Linked DNA regions of Homo sapiens: regions 1 and 2 are each linked to region 3. The links are chromatin contacts, found by Hi-C or POLR2A ChIA-PET in ENCODE. All regions are on one chromosome and are shown on one strand. The core of a region is the stretch at or near the end of the contact, and the rest is flanking DNA. Distances in the headings are between cores, read along the strand shown.

Region 1 (4,246 bases), core at 1,179-3,678, 560 kb before region 3:
TGAAGTTTAAATAGTCCGACTTCACCCATGGTGTTCTGTGCTTGCAGTGCGAGTGTTGCTGTAATTCAGTGTTGCCGTCAGTGTCTCTTTTCTTAGCTTTCTGTCTTTCTTTCAACGTAGTGTGAAGTGTCTTATCCTTTTCTATGAATTCCAATTTGCCTTAACTCTTTTGATGCTGTAGCTGTTTCAGTAAAAGTTAGTTCAAACTAATGATGTAGAATGCTTTGACCAAATGAGCTGGTCTATTATGCCTTGTAAAACAGCAGCATAGGGCTTTTAAAAGGTAGTCAATAAAAGTTGCTGAAATTTTGGCTTTTTTAAATATGTAGTAGGTGTTTTTAATGATTTTTCACATAATGTGTAAGGTAGTGAAATGCAAGAAGGGAAAAATGTTTTGTGTGAAACACATTTTCTGACTGGGGAACTTTTATTAGGGTAAATTGTTTGTAAGGCTGTACGCCAACAGTTTCCTCTGATAGTTTGACTGATTTAGGATATCTGCTGTATGATGCAATGTAAAGTCTTTTTTGCCTTTTTTCAGGAAAAAAAAAAAGCTAACTTGATGTACTAGATTTAGTGTAGGTAGTGTTGGGGTTGGGGATGGGGGTGGGGGAGGGGAGTCACTGAATGTTTTGTCCTTCCTTTATACTAATGATAGTGCTTTAGAATGAGAATTATGCCTGAAATCTGGCAAACCGAAAAATGTTGCTATTGCAACAAAGTGGCAAAAGCTAAAAGTAAGGATTTATCTTCAAACATAAGCTGAGATAACGAATAGAAGCAAAACGATTGGCTACTAGCTCTCTCTCTCTCTCTCTATTAGGTAAATTTGAAAAATAAAAATGACTTGGCACTTTTAAAGGTAACTTCACCAAAGACCGAAGAGCCAGTAACCAGTAGCTCCAACTTGTCTCAGCATCACATCTTCTGTGCTCTTTATTTTTGCCGGACCAGTTTGCGGTTAGGAGAATGTGCCTTTTTTGTACCTTTGCATTTAGGTTTTATAATTTTAATTGATGTATGGACACACACAAACAAAAAAGCATGAAGGAAGATTTGGATCCAAGCAGTGCCACACTTTACATCATCACTACAAGTGTTCAAGTGTAAAGAAAACCAATTTTGAAACTATGAAATTCCTGATTCATAAATACACAGTTATTTCTACTTTAGTACATATAAGATAATTCACTGTTATTAAAGCTCTTTTATTAAGGCAATTGCATATGTTTTAAAAGCAATGGTAAATTAAGTTGTCTTCCAAAACTGTGTACTTGTCTGGTCAGCTGTGTATGATCAGTTATCTACCTCAGAGTCTATTTTCTTTTGTGCTGGGACAGGTTGCTGGCCCTCCCTGTTTCCACAGACCAAATCCTCCTAGCTCAGGAGCTAGGGCTAAGCAGTTATTTCTTTCAAGTATTTTTTAGTTCTTAAATTTTATGCTTGTATTTGATGATAGATGTCAGTGACATTTCATAGTTTCAAAAGTCCTTGCTGCTCTGAGAAGTGTAGATTCTAGTGAAAATTACATAGTCATAAGAGAAATGTGTTTTTGTTTTTGTTTTTGTTTCATTTTTTTAAAGTTGTGGTATTATTGGTTCTATGCTCCCTGGAATATTACTGCTTTGTGAAAGTCCAGACTGAACGCAGCACCCTCTGTGTACCTAGTACAGTTATAAACCTGGGTCTCTCACTACTTGATATTTTTGCATTAGTTAAGACAGAAATTTGATAGCTCGGTTAGAGGGGAGGGGAAATCTGCTGCTAGAAATGTCTGAACTAAGTGCCATACTCGTCTGGGTAAGATTTGGGAAACATAACCTCTGTACATAAAAAAAAAAAAATCAGTTAAACATCACATAGTAGACAGCCATTAAATTATAAAAAAATTAATTTATGAAGAAAGACCTTTTGTACAGATTGAAAAAAAAAGATTTTCATAGAGATATCTATATGATCAAGAGAGTTAATTTTTTATTTTTGTTTTACTAGTGCCACAGACTTGCCAGTGGTAACTTATTTGTCCGGTTCAAGATAACTCTGTAGTTTTCTTTCCTAGGACTTGTTGTTAAACGCCAAAAGACATTTTTGAACTGTACATTTGATCAGATTGTTAGCTTTTCTGTTTTATTTCTTTTGAGAACCTTTGAATAAAAAACATCTGAAATTTTATTTTTCCTGTCAATTTTTTTTAAGTCGATTAAGTGTATATCAGAATTTCATTTCATTTCTGATCTCTTTCTTCAGCTCAGTAGATTGGTTTGAAAGTGAGTTGAAAGTTATGTCAGATTCAATATATCCTCAAAATACATTTCCTTGAAAACAATTGGAAAAACCTTTCCACCCCACTTTTGCTGGTTATTTAAATCTGTGTAATGACCAGAGACGTCAACCCTCAGCTCAGCACGTCAACCGTCAGCTCAGCACGTCAACGGTCGGCTCAGCAAATATCCAGCCCAAAATACACCACTAGTGGTCTGTTCTTAAAGACCAAAAAACCAGGCCCTTTTTCTTCCTCCTTTCTTGCTGCTACGCCTCAACTATTTCATTGCTTGTCAATGCTCAGCAAGGAAGACAGCCTAACAGCAGCCCTCCCACCTGTGGTAAGGAAGCATGTGGGCGAGAACCTCGGGATAATCTTATCTATGCGTTTATGACCAAGGTCCTCTTTCAGAGCTACCTGTTCAGCTGTTCCCGACTGGAGGCTCCCGTGCAGCATTCACGGAGGAGCGAGAACTCCTCTTTCCCTCACTTGACTGCTTTATAGGAGGCACTTAATATGCAAAATAGGCTCCTTCTGCCCAAAGTGGAGTAAACGTTTTAGTGTGGTGGTTCAGTATTTATTTCCTGGTGTCCAGTGGCTCTGTCATGGTGATAAAAAGAGTGGGCAAGGAAAAGATGCAGTCCGCTCCATTTCTGGCTGCGTCCCCTGCCATGTGGATGGTGTGCGGGGTGAGTTAGATAAGGGAGGGGTCAGAGCACTTAACTTGCCGGAGCCAAGAAATCGCTGGTACTTGATGGCTGTTTCAGAGAAGGAAACAACATTCCTCTGATGCTAACTGGTGCTTCTGAGAGCAAAATGTCAGGGAGGAGAGAAGCATGGCCTCTCGAGACAAACCCAGGCTGCTAAGAATGTAAGCTCTGGTCTCACTTTGCGTTCCAGCCAAACACCTAAGTGCTCCTTTCTATGACCAAAGGTAAGAAAGAAATGCAATTCAGGCTCCTGGGCACCTTCGTTTTTGTTCACCCTATTTTTGTTGTAGCTTCTCGCCGCTGAAGTCCGCGGCCCTCTATCTGGCTGTGTTATGTACTGAAACCGGTAAACATACTCAGGAGCACCAATCCACGGAAAAGGGAGGATCAAGCCAGCGATGGTGGTTCACAGTTACCGCTCCCATATAACTAGAGGGGTTGTGGCATGTTTGGGGATAAACCCCACCTAGCTGAAAGCTCTGAGACTGAAGTGGAATTCTGGGGTTGGAGGAGAGGAAAGAGGGTGTGGCCGTTGCTCTGTGGTCTACGTATTTTCCCCTCTATAGTGGCTGGAATGAGGAAAGCCAGGGAGTGGAGGCGGGAGTCCCGTTTTTCACCCCACTGCCACACCCTTCATGGCCAGTGGCTCTAGGTTTATCCGCTGGAGCTTAAATCCCACAAATACTGATTTAAAATTCACTAGGAGAAAGGCAGTGCCTCCCAGCCTGAGCCGGGGCTCAATGAATGTTAAGATATGACTGATTATATCCTCATTCCATTAGGGTAGCCAAAAAGGAAAAGAGCCAGCGCCATTGGGACAAAGGTCACCGACCTCTCAATCGCCCTGCCCCTTCCACAAAAAGCCTGAGATGTCAAGTAGGTGGGGGAGGGAGGAGAGCCGGGAGCTCAGGATTTGAGGAAGGCCAGGCAGTCTCTGCCCCTCGAATAGCAACGCGATGAGCTCAGCCCCCTCAGTCCAGGCCGAGAGCCAGATGGGGGTCACGTGGCCGCGGGGCCCCCCGGGCGCAGGGTCCTCGGCACAGCTGACGGGTGCGCGCCGAGCTCCGCCGGGCGAAGGAATTCCAGCCCCGCAAAATGGCTCCAGAGTGTCTCCCGTGACTCGCTCGGTGGCTGCGGAAGGCAAGAGGGTGTGTGCGCTTGAGCCGCTAGAGGGAGGGTGTTTTGTTCCTCAGCCGTCAGACGCGAGCTCTGCAGGCCGAAAACCCAGACCCGCTGCAGCCGACATCGGGAAGCCCCTGGGCGGAGGTTTAGC
Region 2 (4,023 bases), core at 342-2,841, 730 kb after region 3:
AGCTTGACATGAGTGCAGATCCCCAAAACCCACCACAGGCCTACTGAAGCACCTCCTGGGGGCAGGGCCTGGAAATCTGCATTCCAAATTAAGTGCCCCAGATGATGCTTAGGCATTAACCATGCCCTCCTACAAATTCTAAGTCCATGCCTACCTGGAGGTATATCATTAGCTTAAAAGAGTTTCCACAGGAATGCCAAATTTCCAACCACCGACTGGGCATTTCCAACTGGGTATCCCAGATGGCCCCCAAACTCTGCCCCTCCCCTCCTGAGAGAGTGCTGTTATAGTATTGTTCATCATCCATACCTTGTTGCCACACCTGGAAACTCTCTACCTTCAGTAAGCTGCTAAGTATTCCTTTTCATCCCAGTCCAAAAATCATACACCATGTGCACTCCTTCTTCATGTTCTCATTCCGTCTTGTTAAGTGAAATTGATAGGGAGCCACTGATTTGGACTGAGCTCTTGCACTAGGATCCAACAGACCAACCCAAATGGAGTCATTCATGCAAAAGTTCCACGTCACCAAACCAAAACCTAAGCTGTTTACTTGTAAGATCGGACCCTCCAAGCAAACAGGAGAGAAATGATAGTCAAATCTCCAAACAGGCCAGTTTTCAAAAAGCACAAGATTCACGACAACCAATCAAAGGGGGCCCAGTCAGCTGGGTGCGGTCGCTCATGCTTATAATCGCAGCACTTTGAGAGGCCAAGGCAGGCAGATCGCAAGGTCAGGAGTTTCAGACCAGCCTGGCCACGTGGTGAAACCCAGTCTCTACTAAAAATACAAAAATTAGCTGGGCGTGGTGGCACATGCCTGTAATCCCAGCTACTTGGGAGGCTGAGGCAGGAGAATTGCTTGAACCCGGGAGGTGGAGGCTGTAGTGAACCGAGATCACGCCACTGCACTCCAGCCTGGGCAACAAAGCGAGACTCTGTCTTGGAAGAAAAGGGAAAAAAAAGGTGGGCCCAGTCAACCAGAGCTGGCAAAAATAAGGAAATCCCCTCTGCTTTAACCCACACAAGGAAAGTAACCTGAAGTAATAATCTGAGGTTAACCAGTCCACCTTTGGCACTATGCAATCTCTGTGCTCCTGCTCAAGCTGCCTTACAAAACCCGCTGTTCAGCCATGCCCTGCAGAGCGCCTGCCTATTTTGTAGTCTGGGTGCTGCCTAGTTCATGGACCCCTAAAAAACAACAATTAGATCTTTAAAGCTTCATTTGTTGAAATTTTGTTCTTTGACATCTTGTTCTAAAAACCATGGTGGCACAGGACAGTAAACCCAAGTTCAATCCTGGCTGAACTAGGTTACTTTGAGCTTGCTTCCTTTTCTGCAAAATGAGGATGACAACAGCACCCTATGAAAAGTTTTTCTGTGAAGATTACATGAGCTAATGCACCTTCACCTTAAGTGCACACTCAAAGGTATTCAACTGGCATTAGTTCTCTTCCTCCCACTAACTCAGGCCTCAAACATCATCTCTCACCTGACCTACTTCAAAAGCCTCCTAACAGAGAGCTCTGCAGCCCATCTGTCCCCACGCCAGTCTCTCCTCCACACCACCGCTGCCAAAGCTTTTCTCCAACACACAGATCTGATTACATCATCTCCCTGCTGAAAAACCTTTGACAGCTATCACTTGCTTACAGGATCAAGTCCACACTTCTTAGCCTGGCATGCAAGGCCTTTGCAATCTGGCTCTCTTCTCCCTGCCACTGTACCCAAATGCCAAGCACCGTCCGTTCTAGTAACAACACCCCAAACACAACTTGTGTTTTCATGCCTCCCAGCCTCTGCTTCTTACGCTCCTTTTCTCTAGAAAGCCTCTCACCCTCTTTCCCACCTGGCAAAGTCACCTTCACCTCCTCCCCCTCCTCCCTGAAGCTTTCCCCAGCCACTGTCAACTCCTCCTCCTCCCCCTACTCCTCCTCCTCCTGCACTCCCTAACACCTTGCAGTGGTACTGTGTGTGCACTTGTCTCCTCAGATTGAGACACAGCACTGGGCCTCAAACCCTGAAGTGCACAATGACCAGCTCTCAAGAAACATTTTTTGGAAAAATGAATACAAGACCTCCACCACCCGCTGACAAATGAAAATGGTTTCTAATTTGTCAAATAGTTACCACCTTCATGGTAACTTTTTATCTTTAAAAAACTCATAAGGAAATTCTATTTGTTGAGTTGGCTAACACCACTCTTATGAAGGAAGCAAAAAAGCCTTGTGAAGAAGGTAAAGTCTCTTTACATTTTCCACTGGCTTAGGTCTCAATCACTGTCCTAGAAATGGCATCTCTTTTTTCCAGATGGAAGGGGGAACTAACACCCTTTGATTCCTCCTGGCTTAACTTTTGGTATGTAGAGTTGGGACAGTTAAAAGGGTCCTTTTTGTTGAAGCAAAACATTTCAGAAAGGAAGAGATTAAACAAAACTTTGTAATGGTAGAGGAAAAGTGTAAAAAGCTCAAGTACCACTTGACTTGAAGTCTGTAGGGAATCAAGTTCATTCTGAGAGAACAGGCACTATCTGGGAAGGAGCAGTGTCAGTCCTTGCCTGGCTGAGATCTTTTCTTGTCCAAGCCAGATTCAAAGCCAAAGTCCCAAGACTTGGAAACAGCTGATGACAGAAGACAACACTTTTTGGTTTACCCATAAATGGCAAGAATGCAAGGACCATAGATATCCAGGCATTCTCCAAACTGTTCCTCCACTTCTGTTCAAAACTTAGGATATATTAATTCCACCTTCGCGTGCATCTTTAATAGGCACAAAGGCAATAAGGAGAATCCCCATTTCTCCACTGTGAGGATCTTGAATGAAGCACTGACCATCCTCTTCTCTAGAAAAGCCTGCTCTCCTGTCGGTAATATTTATTTCATAAATGAATATGCATGTATGACTTGAGCACAGTACAATAGACTTATTCCACCTAAATAAAGTGTATTGTTCTAAACCATACTCAAGCAAAACATTACAAAAGTCTGAGGAGCTTCACATGTTGTCAGTCTCAGTAAAAAAATTGATTTTTTAAATACTGATTTTCATAAAAACCAGAGTTTGTTAGCAATATTTTTGTGCCAATAATAAAATACTACTTTTTTGTTGTTTGTTTGGTGTTTTTTTTTTTTTTTTTTTGGGAGACGGAGTCTTGCTCTGTCTCCCAGGCTGGAGTGCAGTGGCGCGATCTCGGCTCATTGCAAGCTCCGCCTCCCGGGTTCACGCTATTCTCCTGCCTCAGCCTCCCGAGTAGCTGGGACTACAGGCACCCGCCACCACGCCCGGCTAATTTTTTGTATTTTTAGTAGAGACGGGGTTTCACTGTGTTAGCCAAGATGGTCTCGATCTCCTGACCTCGTGATCCAACCCACCTCGGCCTCCCAAAGTGCTGGGATTACAGGCGTGAGCCACCGTGCCTGGCTAAAACACCACTTTTGACTCTTACTCCTTCTCCTCTATAAATCACCATCTAAAACTGTCCTACTTGTTAGCTCAAAACATTTCATATAGGCATATAATTGTTTTAATATAAGCAACCAACTCCCATACAGATTATCTTGAAATCAAGAACTTATCTCGACTTCTGTAACAAGTACCTTAAAATTCACAATTTTTAAAACACTCAGAACAATTAAAAACTTCAATTTAACAACTGATCCAGAATGCTGAATAAAATATGGTAAGGACTGGATGTGGTGGTTCAGCCTATAATCCCCACACTTTGGGAGGTCAAGGCAGGAAGACTGCTTGAGCCCAGGCATTCGAGACCAGCCTGGGTGACATAGCAGATCCTATCTCTACAGAAAAAAATAAAAATAAAAAAATAAAAAAATTAGTCAGGCATGATGGTGCACACCTGTGGTCCCAGCTCTTGGGGAGGCTAAGGCAGGAGCATCATTTGAGCCCAGGAGGTTGAAGCTGCAGTGAGCCAAGACTGTGCCACTGCACTTCAGCCTGGGCAACAGAGCAAAACCCTGTCTCAAAAACTAAATAAACAAATGAAGTAAAACAGAATAAAATAAA
Region 3 (3,821 bases), core at 857-3,356:
GGCTCTAACTTACCATTCAATGTATGTTTCAGCTACAGGAACAAATCATGAATTCCTAAAACAAACCATAATATCATGACTTTGCAGTTTCTTTATCAAAGTCCTAGTGAGCCTTCACATCTTAGTTCAGGCAATAAATAAATAAATCCTGTAAAATTTCCAAGATTAAGCACCCCTCCCCTATGCTCCCACAGAACCACTGTACAGTCATATTAAGATAATAATAGTTGTTTATACATTAGTCTGATGACTAAACAGTGAGTTGTGGAGGGCAGATGCCATGTCAAGCTCATTCTTGTAATGTGAAGCTCTCCATAATTTGTAATTTGACTACAACAAATTACAAATTATCTAAAAAAGTTTTAAGATATTTGACAGATTTTGCATTATAAAATTATTTTCCTACAATAAAATGTCAAAATGTAGACGATTCTTGAACATAGAGCAGATAAAAGAGTTGTGTAAGGTGGGTATGGAGCGGACTAAAAATTGGCTACATGAGAGTCATGGATGACTTTTGTGTCCAAGTTCGTTACCTGACACCTTCATGTAGAACATAACCTGGGCATCCTCGTGCTTTATCTGGGAAAATAGCCCTCTTCCAGGTGGCAGAAAAAAGAAATCATTTGTACTTGAATAAGTAGGAATTCTTAATTCAAGACACCTGACCCAGCACTAAACTTGGAAAAAAACCAAGACTAGTATTATGTCCCCTAGTGACTGCTTCACACACCACCTCAGCAAATTTAATCCTCTCTAGAAATTAACTGCCATGTTTCTGAGACAATCTCGTGAACTTAAATAACTATGGCAAAAATCAAGACTCAAACCCAGGTCTTCTGAGTCTGGTGCTACTGCCTCATGCACCAGTCCTGTCTCCCAAAATGCTGTAGAGCTGTTAAATAAAAATATTATACTGACCTCATTTCTCAAACAAACTTTTTGCTACCTCAAGTAAAAGATCTAGTTACACTACATGTGTGCCTTCTTAATAACTGTATACTATTGGATTTTTAAATCGAAAATTCATCTTTAATCCTACATCTTGGTTCTGGACAGAAAGGTGGAGATTTAAAATAACATGTAATCAGAAAAATAGCTAATCAATCCTACAAAATGGGGGAGAAAACCTCGCCAAATTTCAGTTTTCACACATTTAACTAATAGTAACAAACAACATTAGTCGTGACGAATTTATTACCCAGATAGACTTTCCCAATATATTTACTTTGGTACTTGAGAAAAAGTATTAAGTGCAGCATTTTGGGGTGAGGGGGTGGACACACATCTTCAATACGCAGTTTCACCAAAATGAGGGAGTTTCCTACTCCCGGCGCCTTCTATATTTTTACTTCTTAGGCCAACAGGTCCATTTTTAATACAATCACCTACTTCGAGTTGCAGAACCCACAATTCACCACAACACAAAAATAACTCTCAGGGCGTCACGATATTCAAAAACTGACGTTACCAATAAGACAATCTTGGCCGAATCTAAGGGGCTACCGAAGTCACTTCGACTCGAGGCCGGGCTGGCCGAGCCGGAGCCCTGCCCGCCTTTGCCCCGCGCTCACCGGCGAGCTCACGCGCGACACCCGCGGCCCGCAGGGCTCCGAAGACCCCCCGCCCCACGGCCCAAGAGGAGGCCGCCCCGCGCCAAAGGAGGGCTCAGGCTTCTTCCCGTCACCCGCCACACGTCCCTGAGGAAGACACACAATCTGTCCCCTGCACCCGCCACAAACTCCACCACCCGACCAAAGGCCCCTGGCAAGGGAGGCCTGCGCTGTGGCCCCTTGGCCCCGGTGGCCCCGGACCAAGCTTCTCCACCTCATCCTGAGAGGAAGCGGCCTCCGCGTCCCCAGGCCTCTTCGTTTCCTCCCCTCCCCCACTCGCGGCCTGGTCCCGAACTAGCGCCCAAGACGGAGAAGAACTAGCTCCGCAGCTCATTACCCCGGCTCCTGAGCCGGCACCGACCAGTGCGCGTCCCACTCGCAGCAACACGCACCGCCGCCTTTCTCCTTGGAGTTCTAGGCCCGTGACTGAGGAAATGCAGTCGGCAGCGAAGCACAATGGCGCCCGCCCCTCTCCCGGATCCGGCGCAGAACCAGCCACCACCGTTAAGTGCCCCTCCCTGCTCCTCCTCCCCCCACTTCGCGGACTTCCTGGCTTCTCGCGAGAGTGGCGGCGCGGCGGGGACCGAGAGCTGCGGGCGGGCTGGAGGTACCCCACCGCGGGGTGGTGCTCTGACTGCGGGAACCGTTGAAGAGCTGCCCCCGGGGAGTCAGCGAGGCGCCACTGGTAAGCGGCAGCGGCTGGCTGGCCGGCGTGCCGGCAGCTGGGCTGGCGAGTGTGCGGGCGCCGGGCGCTGGAGGCCCGGGCCGGGGCGGTCCCCGCCCGTCTATAGTCTCTGAGCCAGCCCCTTCCCTCCCGGGCGCCGGGTCCCCGCCCACAGGCCCACCTGCAGGGCCCCGTGCTCGAAATAACGCCCAGCTGGTTGGCTTTTTTTTTTTTTTTTTTTCTTTTTCTGGCTCTTGGTAAGTGGCGCAGTGAATGTTGAATTGAATCAAGCACTGCCTTTTCCGACCTACCCCTCCCCGCTTGCTTCCCTGCCCGCCCTGTGTGATCTAACTGCAAGCCCTTTCCCTTAAGAGTTGGAGCCTGTTTGTCCAACCTTGTGATCATTTCCTTGTGGTAAGAATCTTGGTAAATGATGGTGATCATGTCTTTTAAAATCGTGATAGTAACCTTTAATAGCGTAGCCATCGATTTTGCAGTAAACAAATTCACCTATTTAGAAAGAGGGAGGAAAATTGTGAGGTGAATGGTCTGGTGAATATTAGATGAAACTTTCAAAGAACTGTAAATGTGGCAAACTAAGATGTAAATGAGTACTAATAAATAAAAGGGAGTAGGTTAGGGAAAAGCTACATCTAACTATGTGTAAATATTTAGATGATATGTTGATTTGGAATAATGAATCAAAAGTTTTTTAATGGAAAAGATCAGTTATTGAAACTTGGAAGAATACTGAAAGGCACTTGATTTTTTTTAATGACCTATTTTGTTAAGGTATTAAAAGCAATCCTTTGGATCCAAATAATTCCAATAAATGAAACACAGTGTTTCTACGTGTTTGTCATTACATCGGAAGGGAATGGAGTATCAGTCACTATCATCCTTATTTTATTGTCTTGGGGACTAACAGACTGTACATGTTTCACTATGATAAATTCTAAAATACTATAAATTTTAAAGACTTAAAGGTATTTTAAGTTGGCATGTAAGTGCCAATCTAACTTTTAGGATATGAAATGAAAATAAGCATCTGGTATGGGATAAAGTGAACAGAGATTACTTTTGAGGAAATTAATTTGCCCTTTAAAGAAAAATAATTCTTTTCCAGCCTGTTCGAGTGCCCCTGCAGCATTGTGGTTATAGATACACGGATGTATACACCCTGAAGAACCAGACTATATGGCTTCAAATTCCACCCCTGCCTCTTACTACCTTTGTTATCTCAAGCAATTCCTTAACCTTGCTAAACCTAGGTTTCCTGTAAAACGGGGTTAATAACAGTACCCATGCTCTGTAGCATTGTTTAGATGAGATAACACGTCAGTTCCTGAAACAAGTAAGCATTCCGTAATTGTTAGCTATTACATTCCATGTCTAAACCACCAATAATATTGTTTCTTTCTGTGACTTAATATTACATAGGTCTCTTAGACATCTTCTCAAGATTATGCTAAGAGAAATGACTGCACCCTTTTCCTGAGCTATGGCAGTCAGACCTGGCAGTGGTAACTACTCTACAGAACTCC

The links. Hi-C counts contacts between places; a loop is a spot of excess contacts on that map. ChIA-PET counts read pairs that join two places held with the same protein, here RNA polymerase II (POLR2A). Pooled maps may share reads with other maps.
Region 1: a loop to region 3 is called in a pooled map, with 9 times the contacts of the local background. The contact joins the promoter of LINC02478 here to the promoter of MARCHF7 in region 3. A Hi-C loop is called at or near these places in 10 of 50 pooled maps. POLR2A ChIA-PET finds 5 or more read pairs at or near these places in 2 of 52 experiments (WTC11 and activated CD4-positive, alpha-beta T cell).
Region 2: a loop to region 3 is called in a pooled map, with 2.7 times the contacts of the local background. The contact joins the enhancer-like site here to the promoter of MARCHF7 in region 3. A Hi-C loop is called at or near these places in 4 of 50 pooled maps. POLR2A ChIA-PET finds 5 or more read pairs at or near these places in 2 of 52 experiments (BJ and IMR-90).

What each region holds. Positions count from the first base shown.
Region 1 is chr2:160,270,077-160,274,322 of GRCh38, reverse strand. It overlaps LINC02478 (long intergenic non-protein coding RNA 2478), which reads left to right and starts at 2,428. Exons shown (of 2, transcript NR_103775.1): 1 at 2,428-2,603. It overlaps RBMS1 (RNA binding motif single stranded interacting protein 1), which reads left to right. Exons shown (of 14, transcript NM_016836.4): 14 at 1-2,172. RefSeq lists an enhancer at 3,611-4,220.
Region 2 is chr2:158,982,584-158,986,606 of GRCh38, reverse strand. All of the region lies in intron 1 of TANC1 (tetratricopeptide repeat, ankyrin repeat and coiled-coil containing 1), which reads right to left. Among named protein-coding and RNA genes, the nearest start is that of TANC1, 16 kb to the right of the region's middle. Within about 2 kb of position 1,591, at least 3 of the 41 ENCODE cell types and tissues checked have a DNase peak (open chromatin) inside an H3K27ac peak, as active enhancers do.
Region 3 is chr2:159,710,791-159,714,611 of GRCh38, reverse strand. It overlaps MARCHF7 (membrane associated ring-CH-type finger 7), which reads right to left and starts at 2,106. Exons shown (of 12, transcript NM_001282805.2): 1 at 2,006-2,106; 2 at 14-55. It also overlaps a transcript of BAZ2B not described here. RefSeq lists silencers at 1,508-1,627, 2,148-2,657 and enhancers at 1,818-2,097, 1,865-2,531.